2 separate regions of the Mus musculus genome follow, and region 2 is linked to region 1. Evidence: chromatin loops called from intact Hi-C (ENCODE). Cell type or tissue: left cerebral cortex. All regions are shown on one strand. Each heading gives the region's core, and the rest is flanking DNA. Links, peaks and the distances in the headings are about the cores only. Region 1 has its middle 14 kb from the start of Gm9239. Region 2 has its middle 11 kb from the start of Gm34811.

What was found. A loop is a pair of places that touch in the nucleus more often than their neighbours do. Peaks named below come from ENCODE experiments on the same cell type or tissue, not always from the same donor. Only the 100,000 strongest peaks of a DNase experiment are listed, where the experiment ranks them.
Region 2: it touches region 1 in a loop (2.2-fold over the local background); 12 of 42 quality-filtered maps call a loop at or near these places.

What each region holds. Positions count from the first base shown.
Region 1 is chr7:41,101,569-41,105,966 of GRCm38, reverse strand. No RefSeq gene overlaps it. Among named protein-coding and RNA genes, the nearest start is that of Gm9239, 14 kb to the right of the region's middle. In left cerebral cortex, for the core only: no CTCF peak of the experiment used is centred there; a DNase peak (open chromatin) is centred at 2,126.
Region 2 is chr7:41,196,993-41,201,390 of GRCm38, reverse strand. No RefSeq gene overlaps it. Among named protein-coding and RNA genes, the nearest start is that of Gm34811, 11 kb to the left of the region's middle. In left cerebral cortex, for the core only: a CTCF peak has its summit at 1,760 (motif pointing left); no DNase peak of the experiment used is centred there.

The DNA of each region.
Region 1 (4,398 bases), core at 146-4,145:
CTTTTGTTGTATTGTTAAATCCTCTGTATGTCCTCATAGGCGTATTCATCTCTCTCCTCAGCCTAGAGGTTATTGTCATGTCATCTTCCTAATTACTGAAGCAGAGAGTATTGATTTCTGTAGTTTGTGTCTACAAGGAAAGTTCTTCTCCTTTCTTCAACAACAAAGGTTATCTTTGCTCTGTATACTCATCTAGGTTAGCTCTTGGTATCTTTGTATGTTTAATATATTATTCTATATTATCCTGGTGTTTATGTTTAAGCTATGCGTTGGGCAGTGGTTGTGCATGCCTTTAATCCCAGTGCTTGGGAGGCAGAGGCAGGCAGATTAAAGACTTTGAGGCTAGCCTGGTTTACAGAGTGAGTTCCAGGACAGCCAGGGATACACAGAGAAACCCTGTCTTGTCTCTGCCAAATTAAGTGCATCCTCTCCCACTGAGGCCAGAAAAGGCAGTCCTGTTGGGGAATGGATACCTCAGACATGGATGTCATAGAACAAGCTGCTTGGAACAAAAGGAATGGGCCTCTCCATTCCCTTCTAAACACTTGTGTTTATGCCCATATTAGTCCAGATGGTAGTGGTGCTGTAACTGCTTCAGTCTGCCTATTGGGTGGACACGTCCTTCCAGTGGTGTTCTTTGCTGATGGAGAGAGTTGCAATTGTTCAGGCTGCTAAGACTCAGTGGCTGTTGTTGTGGTGAGAGGGCAGCCTATTACCCAGGAATGAACTATGCACAAATCAGTCCTTGCAAGACTCAGGGATGGTCAGGCAATCCAGAGTGCCAAAGATGGTGAGAATGGGAGCAAAGGCATACAGTACTATAGCCTAGCATTTGTACTCCATAATACAATGGACATATCTCTGACATATTTTAGCAGCAGATACCTTGGATTAATGGAGACTGTAAGAATTAATTGAACAGGTCTGTGCAGTAATGGCTAGGTCTATGGCAGTGGACATAACAGTCCAGAGTCAAAGGAGCCATGGAGAGTCCTGAAACTTTGACTTTGCATCCCAGCCTTTTCTCACTTCAGAACCTCATAGCACGTGATGTTTCTAGATGCTAGAGAATATAAGAAGTGGAGCTTTAACTGAAAGTAGGGGACTCCCATGTACCACTTTTATAAAGTGGTGAAGTACTCTTCCCTGACTGCACTTCCTGTGGAGTTTTTTTTTAAAGATTCATTTATTTTATTTATATGAGTATACTGTAGTTGTCTTCAGACACACCAGAAGAGGGAATCAGATCCCATTATAGATGATTGTAAGCCACCATATAGAGGCTGGGAATTGAACTCAGGACCCCTGGAAGAGCAGTCAGTGCTCTTAACAACTGAGCAATCTCTCCAGCCCTCATATGGAGTTTCTTTAAATAAGAAAACCATGACTATTACATATCCCGTGAGTGAATGAATTAGTGATTTGCACATCAGTGTAGACTGTAGCACTCTCAGCAATATCTGTGTTAGGGCTAGATGTTGATGTCCAACAAGAGAAGAAAGAGGGGATGAGAAATATGTGGTATCTATAACATGGGAACTATTTTCAGCTAAAAGGGTGAGTAAAGTCACATTGTTTGCAGGGGATTGTGTGTTACTGCAGACAATAATATTGTGGCCAAATTTATATAGGCCCAGGAAAAAAATCTTATGTTTTCTGCCATATGTTGATCCTCAATAATACATATAGAGCTGTTTATGAATTGTAGGCAACATTTTGTAGAAGAAAGATGACTCAGGGTTGTGTTGAGATTTGAGAAATGGACAGGTCTTGGTAACAGAGTTAGTGTGCTCAGTATTCATTATAGTTCAATGGGAATTAAAATCAATGAAAATAATTGTAATACAAGAATTAAATTTTGTTAATCGCTTTAGTACTGAAAATTCTTTTCCTAAACTTCATTTTATGTTACATTAGTCCGTGGTTCTTCATTTGGAAACATAAAAATTCAATTAATAATATCAAAATTAAGAGATATGCATCTAACTCTTTCATGTCACTCCTAGGATAGAAAGTGTCGGCAATGGTCCCATCTCCATGCTTCTTTGTGGAGTTAATGCAGCCCATGGGAAGTGCTAGGACCAGAGAGCTCCATCAGCTACTCCTTCATGGCATTTCCTCGTACTAGCTCGTCCTTGTGTGGTTCATTTGATACAGGGGTAGGGATGTTTCATGCTGGCCTTGTTAGCTTTGTCTAGATGGGTGACCCTGGGCAGCAAATAGCCCGTGTGAGGGTGGAAATTATTGACTCTTGCTAGATGTTGGTCTATACCATGAATATCTATCTGCAGGCTGGAGTTTTCATTCCTTTCAAAATGGGTTTTCATTCCTTTCAAAAGTAGAAATGCATCTTAACATTACTAAGGAAGCACAAAATATTCTGGAAAGCTTAAACACACCTCATATGAGGTTAGAGATTCACAGCCATATTACCTACTATAGTCTAGTATAGCCTACTTCTATCACTAATCAGACTTTTAGATAATTGAATCTGAATTGAGTTCCAGTTAAAAAGATATATGCAGTTAAGTCCCACTGGCTTTTAGAAAGATTAAGAATGTACCCTCACTAAAACATGGCCTATTCATCAGATGATGTGGGGAAACCTGGATATCTTTATGTAAAGAAAGAAACTTAATTCCACCTGGGGTAGCAGAGTATGCTTGTACTCCCAAAATTCAGGCAGGAGATGTTTGAACAAGCATAGCAAGCTTAGAAAGGAAAAATATAAAATATATTGTTTGAATATTAAAGGGGTACCAGGAAGTGAAATGGAGCAAAATCCTGTGTTCTAAGAGGTAAAGGATTAAGGGAGTGGGAACTTGGGGCAAGATCCTACCCAGCTAAATTTAGATCCAGGCATGGTGTTACACACCTTTAGTCCCAGGAGACAGGCATGCTGATCTCTACATTCAAGGCCAATCTACAGTGCAAGACCCAGGATAGCCACGCTTAGGCAGAGAAGTATTTGGAAAACAGAAAGCCAGTGACAATGTAATAGTAGAAGGGGGTCATGGTCTAATTCCTGCCAACAGCAGAACTCCTCGGCAGCTTCAGCCATGGGACTCTGGCTCTAGAGTTAAGAATGGAAAGAACTACTGGAACAATTGGTGCTGGTTAGCTGGAGCTAAGAAATTAGCAGTGATTATGAAGAGACCAGCATCACTGAGGTGAAATCTTCTGGGAAGTGTTTTCTGGGAGCACAAACAAACTGTGTTCCAGAGATAGCCAAGGTTGTACCTCCTGCTGCAGCTGGACTTGGTAATGTGTAAAAATCACCCAGGTGGTACTGGTTTTGAACGCATGAAGTTGTCATGAAGAACAGCTGAGCTTCGCACTGTGAGGGGCCATGGAAGTCCATTGGAGAAGGTATAGCCTCAGCTGTAGTTGATGTCCCAGGACTGAAGGGGTCATGCAAAGGATTTGCAGTTTGGCACCATGAAGAGCAGGTATGAGAGGCTATTGGTGAAGCCTAGTTTGAGTGGAATACATCAGTGTATTGGAGATGTCAGTACCATGGGATGATCACAAGAACAGCAGCCATAGTGGAATTCTACAGAGCATGGAGTTCTACAGAGTCCAGAGATGGAGAAGTGATGCCAGCCTTTGGAAGTGTCCAAAAGATCAAGTGGAATCCCAGACACTGAAACAAGAAGTTGTAACACTGAAATTGTCTTGGAGACTCAAAGACATTAAAGATGCCAGAGCCATGGCATACATGCTGAGGAAAGCTGCTAACAGGAAGTGGAACTAGCCCAGGAGAAAGCAGTTTGTTGCAGTCAACAAAGATGAAAATAAATGGAGACCACTTTGGCATCGGCCATGGGGATACAGAGTTTGGAATTTGCCCAGTTGGTTTCCTGCCTTGCTTTGGGGATTACAGTAATCTCAGAAGAGACCTTAAACTTTGGATTTTTAACATTGTTGAGACTGCTATAGACTATGAAGACTTTAAAAGTTTGACTAAATGCATTTTTCATTATGCTATGTTTAAGTATATCCCCCATAGACTCATGTGCTTGAACAAGTCTATGGGGGCCAGGGAGTGGAATGTGATGGTTTGTATATTCTTTGGCCAGGGAGTGGCAACATTTGGAGGTGTGACCAAGTTGGAGTAGGTGTGCCTCTGTGGGTGTGGGCTTAAGATCCTCACCCTAGTTGACTATGAGTGAATCTTCCACTAGCAGCCTTTGGATGAAGACATAGAACTCTCAGCTCCTCCTACACCATGCCTGCCTGGATGCTGCCATGCTCCCACATTAATGATAGAGGACTGAACCTCTGAACCTGTAAGCCGGTCCCAATTAAATGTTGTTTTCATAAGACTTGGATTGGTCAAGGTGTCAGTTCAAGGCAGTAAAACCCTGACTAATACAGAGGGTAGGATGAGGGCTGGGC
Region 2 (4,398 bases), core at 206-4,205, 95 kb before region 1:
TATGTTTGACACATTCCAGAAGGCATGGCCCCCTTTTGGGATTACTTTGGTTTTTCCTGCAGTTATTTCTGAGATGACCCTGCTCACCACAAGTAACACATTTGAAACCTTGGGTCATCTTTAGGTGTCTAGTGGCAGCTTCTCCTATTACAGTAATATCAGGAGAGAAAGATCCAGTATCAGCTGTATGTCTAGCCCACTCATCTATTGATGCTGACCTTGCCCTCAGTGGTCTGATTACTTCCTTGCATTCAGCATTTGCATCCTCAGAGACTATAGACACGGTTATTGCCTTTCTTGCTGCTGAATCTGATACATTCCTTTCCACAGCTGAGGCTAGTCCTTATAAAAAGTCAGGGAAGGTTTCTTTTGGACCTTGCATGACTTGAGTAAATGAATCAAGTCTTTTCCCAGATTCTTTGACTTTGTCCCAGGCCTTTAAGGCTGACAACACACACAATGCCAGGGTTTCTTCATCATATACAGCCTGCACCTCTACCTCAGCAAAGCAACCTTCACCGAGTAGCTGGTCTGTGGAAATCTCTCTATTTTGTCATGCTATCTTCATCACTTCTTCTCTCCACCATGAGAACCATTGAAAATGTGTGGCAGGTTGTAGTATTGTCCTTGCCATATCTTTCCAGTCTTGGGGGATTAGTCTATTTTTAATAGTCCAAGAAGTCAGGATTTGTTTTACAGATGGAAAATGCATTCCAAAATTAATGACACTTTCCTTAAATGTCCTCAGATCTAACAGACCCACAAGTTGCCATTCAAATTCCTGATAACCCTGTGGCTGATCATCGTCTGGAGGTCATTGTTGTACATTAACTGGATAGACTAAAGCTTGCTTTCTAACAGCCTTTGGTTGGCTTTCTCTAATTTTATCTTCTGTTTCTACCTGAGTATTTTCCTTAATTGAAAATTTAAATTCCTCCCTCAAGGTCTATGCCCATGCTCCATAGCTCTCCTTTTGTCTACTCCTGTTCCTTGAGCTCCTGTATTCTCTGTTCAAGGTTCTGCCTCCATAGTTTTATTTTGTCTTTATATTGCAATTCTGATACTCTGCTGTCCATTTTATTTTGATTGATTAATTTTAAAAGGTTGATCTCCAAGTCTTGCCTCCAAACCTCATTATCTTCCCTTTGCTTCTCAGTCTGATCTTTGAGCTGTTGTATCTTTTGTTCTAGCATCTCTTCCAGCTCCTGTCTCCCATCTTCATCTTCATCTTTCTGTCTCTTATTCTGATCCATAATTTCCTATGTCTTCAACTCTAGTGTTTCCTCTAGGCCATGTTGCCAAGTCTTAAATTTCTTTTTCTGTTGTTCATGCTTCTCTATAATTTCCTGTATTTTCTGTTCTAGGCCCTGATTCCATAATGTTACTCCTCTTTATGTTGTCATTCTGATATTGCAGCATCTGCCTTAGTTTGATTTGCTAGGTTTAGTAAATTATCCTCTAGACTTTGCTTACTTTGACCTATAAAATCCTGAACCTTTAGTTCTAGTGTTACCTGTAATCTCTTTTCCAAGGCAAACAATTTCTTATCTAGGGCTCTGTCTTTTGAGAAGACATAGTAAATCAAGAGAATATATATTGAAATACCAGTAAATGACAAGTTAGCTATTTCCTTTAAATTGGTCCATGTTAAATCATTCAAAATATCATCCCATAAAAGTTATTTATTGTGTTTCTCATCTTTAAGTATCAAAAAAGTTATATTTCTCTCTTTATTATCAATATATTACCTGATCTTTAGCACTTTGTACCAGTGTCTCCCTCTGCTGTTCAATTTGGAACAGTGCAGTTCTGTCTAATTCTTTATTCACCGGGAGGGGCTGACTGTAGAAAGACTGAGGCTTCTGTGCTTCTGTTTGGGTTGCAGCTGGCAATGTGTGCTTGTGTGTGGATCTCAGGAAGCCTGCAGCTCAAACAAGCAGTAGGGAGATCCAGTCTGGCTGTCCGTTTCCTGTGTAGACTCAGGTAGGTGGGTGGGTAGTGTAATTGAACACAGAAAGTCTGTCCCGAGCATAGATGCCTCAATCAGTTCCCAAAATTACCTCCCAGGCAGTTAAGCTCAAGGGTCTCCTGTCCCTCCCTGTGATTCTTACAGGGCAGTGCCTAAGTCTAGCTCCAGCCTGTGGTGCTGCCCCTGGCCCTAGCTCTCGGCCTGGGGGTTAAGGGAAAGAGCCTCTCTGCAGTTCTCTGTAGGCCCCTGAGACAGACCCAGTCACCTTTCAATCCACACAGAGCTGCATCCTAGATCGATGCTCCAGCTGTGTATTCAGGGGTGGAGTGGGGGGCAGTGAACTTTTATCTCACATTAGTTGAGTTCTAATCAATACAGGATGGGCACCAATTTGTTGCAGTAAAGCTCTAAGTCCAATAAACCCATGCAATGAAAACACAACTCAATTAATATGAATATAAGCTGGGCACCTAGATTGGGCAGATTTACCACTGCACTATTCCCCAGCTATGAGATCCCTTATAACTTGATGTTTCCCAGACCACGTGCTTCTGCTCCATTTCCCTTCCATCTTCTCTTCTTTAGTTTTCCTCTCTTTGTCTCCCTCTCCTCCTTTCTCTCCCTCTCTCTCTCTAAAACTTTTTGCTTCACCTTTCCCTTCCACTACCCAATCACTGGCTTTAGCCATTATCTTACGAGTTAAAATGGGGAGAAGTTTCACATGAAGTCACTGAGTGTGAGATTTACTTCTCTTTTGAGGCAGCCTCTCTTGGGGATGCAGAATTAGCATCAAAATACAAACAGCACCAGGACAATCCACAACAGAGTAAAGTTATCTATCTATCTATCTATCTATCTATCTATCTATCTATCTATCTATCTATCTATCTATCTATCTATCTATCTCTATCTATCTACCTACCTACTTATCTACCTATCTACCTACCTATCTATCTATCTATCTATCTATCTATCTATCTATCTATCTACCTACCTACCTATTATAGGTTCACAGCAATTTGAGCTTGTTTGGATTGTGAGGGATTCTAGACCCTGGAGGGGTTTCCAGGGCCCTCTCTGTAGGCTGCATGGGCACTCACTCAGTTCACACTTGCACTCCCCTTTCTGAGAAATCCAGTCTCAGAGAAGCAGCTGCTGACTGTGGGTCTCAGATTTCCCTGTGCAGCTTCCATTCCAACTCAATTCTTCAACGAATTCGAAAGGGCAATCGGCAGATTCATCTGGAATAACAAAAAACCGAGGATAGCAAAAACTCTTCTCAAGGATAAAAGAACCTCTGGTGGAATCACCATGCCGGACCTAAAACTGTACTACAGAGCAATTGTGATCAAAACTGCATGGTACTGGTATAGTGACAGACAAGTAGACCAATGGAACAGAATTGAAGACCCAGAGATGAATCCACACACCTATGGTCACTTGATCTTCGACAAGGGAGCTAAAACCATCCATTGGAAAACAGACAGCATTTTCAACAAATGGTGCTGGCACAACTGGCGGTTATCATGTAGAAGAATGCGAATTGATCCATTTCTATCTCCTTGTACTAAGGTCAAATCTAAGTGGATTAAGGAACTCCACATAAAACCAGAGACACTGAAACTTATAGAGGAGAAAGTAGGGAAAAGCCTCGAAGATATGGGTACAGGGGAAAAATTCCTGAATAGAAGAGCAATGGCTTGTGCTGTAAGATCAAGAATCGATAAATGGGACCTCATAAAATTGCAAAGCTTCTGCAAAGCAAAAGACACCGTCAATAAGACAAAAAGGCCACTAACAGATTGGGAAAGCATCTTTACCTATCCCAAATCGGATAGGGGACTACTATCCAATATATATAAAGAACTCAAGAAGGGGGACTCCAGAAAATCAAATAACCCCATTAAAAAATGGGGCTCAGAGCTGAACAAACAATTCTCAACCGAGGAATACCGGATGGCAGAGAAGCACCTGAAAAAATGTTCAACATCCTTAATCATCAGGGAAATGCAAATCAAAACAACATTGAGATTCCACTTCACTCCAGTCAGAATGGCTAAGATCAAAAATTCAGGTGACAGCAGATGCTGGCGTGGATGTGGAGAAAGAGGAACACTCCTCCATTGTTGGTGGGATTGCAGGCTTGTACAACCACTCTGGAAATCAGTTTGGTGGTTCCTCTGAAAATTGGACATAGTACTACCGGAGGATCCCGCAATACCTCTCCTGGGCATATATCCAGAAGATGCCCCAACTGGTAAGAAGGACACATGCTCCACTATGTTCATAGCAGCCTTATTTATAATAGCCAGAAGCTGGAAAGAACCCAGATGCCCCTCAACAGAGGAATGGATACAGAAAATGTGGTACGTCTACACAATGGAGTACTACTCAGCTATTAAAAAGAATGAATTTATGAAATTCCTAGC